Regions from separate parts of the Mus musculus genome. Here region 2 is linked to region 1. A link is a contact called in ENCODE POLR2A ChIA-PET data. All regions are on one chromosome and are shown on one strand. The core of a region is the stretch at or near the end of the contact, and the rest is flanking DNA. Distances in the headings are between cores, read along the strand shown.

Region 1 (4,778 bases), core at 1,000-3,499:
GAAGACGCTTAAGTTTAAGCTGAGAAAAAGAGACTTAAAAATTCAAATGATTTGTAGTACTCAGACTGCATAATTCCTCCAGTTATAAAACTAAAAAAAAAAAAAATTCACTTTAAAAATTACATTTGATTCAATTGATTGTACACACATACATGTGGAGGAACGGAGTCAGTTCTGTTCTTGGTAAAAAGCACTTTTAGTTGTTCCTTGAAAATTCACTGAAACATTGACAGATACTAAATTAAAAATTCAGTGGAAGCCAAGAATAAGTAGTCTTATACAGAAACCAACCTTCACATCACCCACAGTATATTCTAATTGAGAAGTGGGGAAAAAGAATACAGTAAATGGATAGGAGTTTACAAGCAATAGGATAGAGATAACACAAGGAGGGGGAAGGCAGAACGGCCCATGCTTTAGTAAGTTGAAATGATGTTTCTGCACTCCCCATGAAAGATCATTCTATGGTCCTTGTAAATCTGTTTGAAGTTTCATTGAGAAAAGCCCCGAAGCTTCACATAGTATTGCAGGAGTTTGTTTTTGTTTATTATGGAGAATAGAATGCTCAAGAGGATGAGGAAAAATAGCTTGTGACAGAAAACTTATGGATATGCATGATTATTAACATTTATCTATGTTGCTTAGCAAAATTCATATAACATATTTTCACTTTAGTCTTACTAAATAATTTGAGATGCATATAAACTCTAAACATTCACTTCAGAGTATAAAGTAACAGACATTTGTATTAACAGTTTCCCAGAGAAGTTTGGGCCACGTATACAACATGACAAGTGGTACTTTAACACTTGAAACTGGAGTACATTTCTGCTATTCAATGGTACTTATTAACTGTGAGGAAACACAGCTCTTTGGTGCTCTTTTTAGTGTGTGTGAACTTCAAGGAGTGGTTCTCTCCTCCCACGACGTCAGTCCTAGGATGAAACTCAGGTTGTCAGTTTTGGTAGTCAGTAGATCTCCTTACCCTCTGGGCCATCTCACCGGCCCTGATTTTCCTTTTTCTGTGTAGCCTTGGCTCCCTGAAGCTCATTCTGTAGAGCAGGCCTCAGCTTCTGAGAGAAGGGATTAAAGGTATGTGCACCACCCGGCCAGCTTTGATCTTCATTGTTCTAGCTAGACTGCAATATAGCTTACATTTGTTAATATACTAACAATTTTTCTTCTCTTTAGTCTTGCCAATTCACTACTTCCCCTGGTGCACAAAAATTGAGTGCTTGTTCTTTTTCCATTTTTGCTTTATTTGCTGGTGTAATGTACTAAAATTCCAGTTTAAAAAATACTCAATATGTATAACAGTGTGCATACAAGATTTTTCTGGGATATGGCAGAAGTGCAAAGTTAAAAACAAAGTGAGATAAGCAACAAGCTCCTTTCTAAACAACTCTTAAAACACAACTACTGTTTTTCCAGTGTCTATCACAATAAAGAACTGCAGATCTCAATCAGTTTAATACCCCTTATGTCTCATTTTGTCGGGAACCGCTAACTGTTGGCTTAGAGAGACCATTCCTAAACTTTTACCTCTATCAGATATTCCTGGGAATAGTAATTTAATACGTGTTTACGTCACATAATTGATGAGCCTGCTTGTAACAAACATCTTCTCATCAAACTCAAGTTTTGTAGTTTCAAGTCCTTGCCTAAGCCCGAATACAAATGTAATGTTCTCATAAGCTGACATTCTCTTCTCTAATCTTGATGCTGTTGACCTATTATCGACCTCAGTATTGTTCGGTCGTGCCGCTTACAGTACAGTCCACTTTGCTTCGGTTCCTCTTCTGGACGTGCTCTTTACTTACCTGGTCTGACTCTGGGCCGCCCCACCCTTGCAAAGATGCCAGGCATACTTTCCGAGTAGCCTGCCATTCTGGCAGTCCCGGTACGAGTGGCCCAGGTGACAGTCGGCTGATTTCGGGGCAGCAGATGAGGGCCCCAGATCTGTGCTGGTGCTCACTCGTCAGCCTCCGGTTCCCCTGTTGGGGCTGCCCCAGGTTTGGCGAGGTCGGTCTGCCGCGGCCAGAAGGTCACGCTCACCTTGGGGCCGTCCAAGGCAAGCACCGAAATACCTTCCAGGGTCAGGGAAGGACAGACAAGTTGCCAGCCAGGGACTACGCTCGCCGACCGAGCCGCGCCCGTCCGGCCAGCCCAGCGACTTCCGGATCTGCGCAGACACCTGAGTCACCCCTCCCCCGGCTGGCTGTTTCCCGGCGTGCTCTGCGGCGGAAAGGCCGAGTCGACAATAACAAACCCCACGGCGGCCGCGACCCAGCCCTGCCAAGCTCTCAGTGCCTCGGCCGGCGGACTCGGGTCCCCGCGCGGAGCCGAGGGGCCGGAGCAGCGGCTGCGCCCGACTCCCATCCTTCCGGGCCTCGCCGGGTACTCGGCGGCTGGGCGCCGACGGTTGTGTCGGTTGGCGGCGCCGCAGGGGCGGTTGATAGCCGCCGCCGAGGCCAGGGCGGCGGCAGAAGATGGTGCGGAGGGCCGCCGGCTGTGTTGCTGCCGCGGGCGGAGGAGGCGCTGCCGGGTAAGTGCCGCCCCTGCTCCCATCTGGCGGCGGGCTTGGCCCGGCCGCTCAGCACCTGACGGGTTCGCCGGAGCGTCTGGCGGCGCCGGCTCGGAGGGTCGCCGCGGCAGTCCTACGGGGACCCTGAGGCCCGCTGGCCGCTGACAGGATCGCGGGAGCGGCAGGACGCCGGTGCTCACCCGAGGCCTGAATCGCGGCCTCCGTCTCCAGGGCTCGGTGCACTGGAGTGTCGGGCTCGGGAAACCGGAGAGGGTTTGGGCCAGGGCCGGAGTGCCCTGACGGGAGGAACCTAGAGGTGATGCCTTTGTCCCGACCCCGGAGTGCAAGCATCGGTGTAAAGTTACTCCTTGGAATGACTCAGCCTCGCTCGCCCCGCAGATGGATTTGGGGTGGGGGCTTATGGGAGTACCAAAACTTGGTACAAATGACAGCTTTCGAACGTGCTGTCAGTACTTTCTCTACAGAGTGGTGGATGTGCTATGGTGACTGTTTATGGTTTCGTAATCCTGTCCCTTCCGTCATGAGTCTTTAAAATGTGATCATTCCATGAACTGGTACATAGGACTGATGCCACGGAACACTCGTGGACTCACTTATTGATAGAGTCCCTGCAAGACATTCAGTTGGGTGCGGATGTTGACAAGTCTATTATGAGCGTTAAAATTTATACATTTTGCTAACCATTTTCTGTAAAGAATTGGTGAGACTTACTTATCTGAGGGTTTGCAAAGCTAGCAAGCAGTTTAGAAGCAGCCTAAAAATGAACCAATCTGTGTTCCTAGTCAAATGTTGGTACTGTATTTCAGTAGGTGGTTTTTCTTTTTGGGGGAGGGGATCTATAAATGGACTTGTTATGTGTGAAATATTTTATTTAGTCTTATTACCAAATACAACGCAAATCATCGCTTTCCAATTAAGTTTTTGTTATGTTTTTTAGCATTTATATCTGTTTTAAACGTTAGCCAAGGCTTAGAAGGTAGCTGCTATATTCATCTCAACATTCCAGGAGGCTGAGACAGAAAGATGGCTTTAAGTTATTTGAGTTACTCAGTAAGTTAAGGTGGTCTTGGGAATCATAGCGAGAACATGTCTTGAAAAAAGAAAAACAAAATAAATGGTATTTACATAGTTATGCCATGGGTGTGTCAGGCCCATAATGTAGCATTTACATTGATAAATCTTATTAATGTAATTGGTTAGTGGACTTAGGCAAAATTTAAAAATTTTGTTTTATTTTGAGTTAGGGAAGACAATGAAGCAGCCCTCTGCCTGGAGAGAAGAGGGTTCTCTTGGGGTGGGGGGAGATGGAGGGAACAGGCAGCACTCTTTATGGCAAACATCAGGGTTTGAATGCACAGCAGATTGACTTTACACATAGATCTGTAAAAGCCAAAGGACAAAAGATGAAAGGACTGGTGTCTCCCCCAGTTGTTTTTGTTTATTTGTTTTGTTTCTTGCCTTGTTAGTGTGTACTGCTAGGACTAAAACTCAGTTTCCAGCATGCTCTGTAAGGTGTAATATCCCTGAGCCACTGTTAGACCTGAGAGGAAAATGTTTCAACGACTACCTGATTAAGAGAGCTTTGCTTAGAGGTGTACATTGTAGTTGAGGTTGACCTTCAGCTCTTGGCCCCCTTTTGCCAAGACTTGACACATCTCAGAGTAAGCTGTGGTAAGTATTCATTAGTGATGCCTTGGTAATTAATTATTCAGCAGCAGGCAAACTCCAGTCTCTTATCATTCAGAAGAAAAGTGAGAACATAAGTGAACATAGAAGCAAGCCAAGATTAAGAAGTGTGTGTCTCTATTGGAGGGTGGGTTTGAAATTTTGGATAAGGTGTCTTATTGTCTTGAGAATTTAAGAAGCTATGTCTACTTGACAAAAGGACCCATTTGGAGGTATGAGAGAGAGAAGAAATAAAAAATATGGAAGGCTCTGATTAAAGGCATATTCCATGAGAGGTTACTGAAGATAGAATGCCAGGATTGAGGGGTAGTAGTAGGAAGAGGCATTCTGTAGACATTCAAGTTTTTTTGTTTGTTTGGTTTTTGTTTTTTGCTTTTTTTTTTTTTTTCTCGAGTCAGGGTTTCTCTGTGGCTGTCCTGGAACTCACTCTGTAGACCAGGCTGTCCTCGAACTCAGAAATCCGCCTGCCTCCCAAGTGCTGGGATTAAAGGCGTGCGCCACTATGCCCGGCTAACATTCAAGTTTTATGCATAGTAATTTTTTTTGG
Region 2 (4,463 bases), core at 1,207-3,706, 140 kb after region 1:
GGGAATGGAGAGAAGGGACAAGGACTGGAGAGGGCCAGTGGATTGTGCTTTAGACTGGGCATAGTGTAGGCTTTTGAAACCTCAAATCCACCCCTAGTGACACATTTCTTCCAACAAGGCCACACCTGCTAATCCTCATCAAACAGTTCCACTAACTAGGGCTCAAACACTCAAACTTATCAGCCTATTGAGACCATTCTGGTTCAAACCACCACAGTTACTAAGTGTCCTTTTCTAAACAGAACACTCATTATTTACATACAAAATATCACATGAAGGAAGTTAGCAACTATTGTGAGATTAGATCTAAGCTGAAACTTCGAGTAGCCACTTGAACATACTAGCATTTGGTAACAGGTAGCACTCAAGGAAACAGCAAGAAATCACAAAGAAAAGCCCTACAACAGAGAGGTGCAGACAATTTGCTCATTTTGACAAAATTATTATGCTGTTTTCTAACAGTGGGGGCAGAGGCTGTCTTGGACCCTTTTGCCTGCTTTTAGAACTCTTTTCCTCCTACTGGGTTGCCTCATCCAACCTTGATATGAAGGTATGTGTCTAGTCTTATTGTAACAAGTTATGCCATGTTCTGTTGATATTCCTGGGAGACCTGCTCTTTTTTGATGAAAAATGGAGGCAGAGTGGCTCTGGGGGAGAGGGGAGGGAGTGAGAGGGAGTGGGATAGGGAAGGTAGGGGAAATTGTGTTTGGAATGTAATATGAGAGAAAAGTAAAAAAGAAAAAGGAATAAAGTTTTTTTGAGAGAGAGAGAGAGAGAGAGAGAGAGAGAGAGAGAGAGAGAGAGAGAGAGAGAGAGAATCTTGCCCTGTTTCACACTGTCCAAACCCAAGCAACAAGTCCCAGACCACCTGTCAAGAGTTTCTTGGTTTCTTACCTTCCTTTTGGCACTAAGAAGAAAAAAACAGCTCTCATGCTTTTTTTTCCCTCCTAGCGACTTGGGGGTTCATGTCTGTCACTTCTGTATTTTCTCTAGCAGTGTTATTTCACACTCTGGTCTCCACCCTCACTCACCCCCCACTCCCTGCGCCTTGTGTTCCAGAGTAATACTAAACTTCCGATCTGATATTTCTAATTAAATTTAAATGTGAAATTCTTGTTCATGTCTGTGAACTTGTAATTTCTCAGCATTTCACTTAAGACGTGAGAAAGTTTGTTCCTTCTGCTAAGGACTCTTAAGGCTGCCTGGGAATGGGAGCATCAACATGCTATGGTGTTTGCTTAGGAATCAATGGTTCGCTTACTGCTTCCTCAAGCGTTCTGAGTGGGAAGTCTGCACAACAACTTTCTTGAAAGAGTTCTAGTCAAAGGCATGACTTTATAAAGCTCTTATAAAAGTGTTTTGTGCCTCCTGCTACAATTTCCTGGGCATGCTTGAAAACGTAATGCTTGAGTAAATTGAGATTTTTTATTTTCAGTTTGAGACACACAGGTCTCTTTGAAGAGAAATTTCGAGCCAATCAATGATTAGAGAACCACAGAGCCTTTCCATCCCCCTCAGTTATGAGAGGGTAATTAATAATCAAGCATGGGCATGTTGATATGTATACTTAAGTCAGGCAGACAAAATGGCTCAAATCATAACTGACAAAGTACTGCTTCATCTAAGACTCTTGATTTTAAACGAATGAATTTATCCTCTCCCATTCTTTGATATTAACACCGACAAAACTTTGTGATAAGAGTCCCATAATTATAGATAGATAGATAGATAGATAGATAGATAGATAGATAGATACATAGATAGAGGATAGATAGTTAGATAGATAGATAGATAGATAGATAGATAGATAGATAGATAGATAGATAAAAACAGGCAAATAAAAAAACCAGCCATGAAGATCTCTAGTCTCCAGTACAGAGGTAGTTGTGCCCCGGTGTGGCCACTCATGGCTTCTGCTGTCCCGATTATAAATCCTTTGACTTTCTAGGGGAGGCTCTGCCTCCTCTAGGTCTCTGACCGATGGGGACTCTGGACTCAGGGACAGCGGGAATGCTCACCTGGCCAGCTCTGTGGCATTGCGGAGCTCATGATCCAAGAGCTCTGCACCCTGCCTCTGCCAGCAGAAACCCCATCCCGCTCTCTTGTGTCCAGAGCTACAAGTTGCTTTCGATCCCATGGACCAACGGAAGCCATGACCCAGAGACCCACAATTAAGGCATGAGACAGAGCCGGATAGAACTTGTGACTCGCCGGTGCGACTTGGTCCTGTCTCTGCCCCACATCCTGAAGCCGAGGAAAAGATCCCCCCGGAAGCTGCGTGAGCTCCGGAGGGTCCTGTGTCCCGACATACCCTCGTCCTGGGTTCTCTTGGTCCCCCAGCACCGCCCCGCCTCCGGTCCCCGCCCAGCGCCCTAGAGCGTTTAGACCTAGTCACCCGCGCCTCCAAGTTCCATTGCCGCCCCAGCCTGCCGCTCCCAGCTACGGACACGGAGGCCATGTGGCTCACTAAGCCCAGCACCCCGGTGTCCGCACTGCTGCTGCTGGCGCTGGCTTTGTCCCCGCCTGGGACTCAGGGGCGGCCCCAGAGAAGCTTGGCAGCGCGTGTCGCTGAGCTCAGGCCAGAGCTCTTCCTCCCTGTGACAGGGACTCGCCTGCCTCCCAGAGCCTCCCGGAGCACAGGTAAGCCCTGTATGACCCCTGACCTGCCCTTTCTACAGTCTAACCACTCTTATAGCTGGGCAAGCTGCTGTCGGGAAGGCTGAATTAAGTAGAGCAGAGGGTGGACACCTGTAGATTCCTGGGAATCTTTTCCCTGGGAAGGAAATAACAGGTTGACTATATTTGCCTTGGTTCAGTCTTCAACAACAAAATTCGTCTGGGGGGAAAAAAATCAGCTTTATATGCCTCATTCCTAACTGTGGGAGGTCTTTTGGAAATACATTAACCCAACTGTGGAAAGACTCGGGTCGCAACCTTGCCTTTCAGGATGATGGACAATCTATGTATGTGACAATAGATCACCGTCCAGAGATCTCTCTGGGTCTTCTGCGGTTTAACTAACATGGCACTCCTCAGGCAGAGTGGGAATTTCAGGGAGCTGCCACGGCTGAGGCTGCTTCGATCTTTTTTGCCCCTGGATCAGTTAGATGGGCCCTAAACGCTACAATCTCTTCCAATGTCAAGTCTGGACATTCCTGCTATCAAGATGCTTAGGAGGAAGGTAGGAAAAGTTGTCAGGATAGAGAACCAGCACCGCAAGACACCTACACACAGAGATGTGTGAATGAAAAGGCAAGGGGAACAGGAGGTGTAGAGAAAGGATTGCTGGGAGCAGTGTAAGAGGCTGGCAGGTGGTGGTGAGGAAGAGAAAAGCCACTTTGGAGTATCTTTGCATAAGCCTGTAGTCAGAGCAAGGGGAAGCTGGAGCAAAGGGCCTGTCTCCCTGGCCTTCACTGAACTTGCTGAGAGAACAAAGCAAGCACAGGGGTGGCTTGGGTTAATTATACCACTGCACCCAAGGCCTCTTCTGCACCCTCTCTCCCTTTCTCTCTTGCTCCTTCCTTGAGCCTTATTTTCTTCCTTCCTTTTCTTCTCCCTCCATTCATTTTAATTCCCTTTTGTCTGAAGCAGAGTCGCACTTTGTAGCCCCCGCTTCACAGCCTCCTGGGTCAGCCTTAGAATTATTGGCATATACTACCATAGTAGCTCAGGCTTCACTTTAAAGAAAACAAGAGGTGAGGATTTCTTAGTCTCTCTCTCTCTCTCTCTCTCTCTCTCTCTCTCTCTCTCTCTCTCACTCTCTCTCTCTCACTCTAGCTGGTTTTGTTTTGTCTTGAAGTTTTACTCCATAGTTCAGACTACTTGGAACTCAATCTATAGTTCAGGCTGTCCTTGAATTTGCAGAAATCTTCCTGCCTTCACATCCCAAGTTCTGGGCTAAGAGGTGACCCATACCTATTTTACCAGTTATGATATAAATATATTCCCAGTCACCCTATAGCTTCTAGTGAGAAATTCCTTCCCAGGTACATACCTTGCAGAGAACTGAGATCAAGAAGATGGATAGGAGGACAAGTGTGTCTGTCCTTCACTACATGTCTGAGGGAGAGAGAGTAGGGGCGTGCACATACACAGACTGAGTGAGCCAGGCAGGGAGAGAAGCAGAGGGAAGTGACAGAAAGACATGGAAGGCTAGTAAGGGGATATAGACCAAACCTATTTATCTGGAAGCTCTCCAGATAAGGCAGTAGGGGCATTCAGTATGGGGGAGTCATACCTTGATGCTTTCACATTATTATACCCTTTGACTTGAAAATTATTGCTAACAAAACTATTTATCTCAGGTACTAGTGTTGCTTTAGAATACAAACGGAACGTGAGAAAAACATCAAATTGCAAAATCACTTATGGTAACACATGAATTTTACCTGTTTTATTTTAGTTTAATGCGATTTCTCTGGTTAAAGACATTGGAGAAAATTGGGGGATATAGTTCAGTGGTA

What was found. ChIA-PET counts read pairs that join two places held with the same protein, here RNA polymerase II (POLR2A).
Region 2: POLR2A ChIA-PET joins it to region 1 with 13 read pairs in Patski. The contact joins the promoter of Alkal1 here to the promoter of Rb1cc1 in region 1. POLR2A ChIA-PET finds 5 or more read pairs at or near these places in 2 of 5 experiments (Patski and embryonic stem cell).

The regions. Positions count from the first base shown.
Region 1 is chr1:6,212,413-6,217,190 of GRCm38, forward strand. Rb1cc1 (RB1-inducible coiled-coil 1) reads left to right here and starts at 2,250. Exons shown (of 24, transcript NM_009826.4): 1 at 2,250-2,545. It overlaps 4732440D04Rik (a long non-coding RNA gene), which reads right to left and starts at 4,200. Exons shown (of 2, transcript XR_001778783.2): 1 at 4,144-4,200; 2 at 1-2,988.
Region 2 is chr1:6,356,875-6,361,337 of GRCm38, forward strand. It overlaps Alkal1 (ALK and LTK ligand 1), which reads left to right and starts at 2,457. Exons shown (of 5, transcript NM_001195732.1): 1 at 2,457-2,640. The coding sequence starts at 2,457.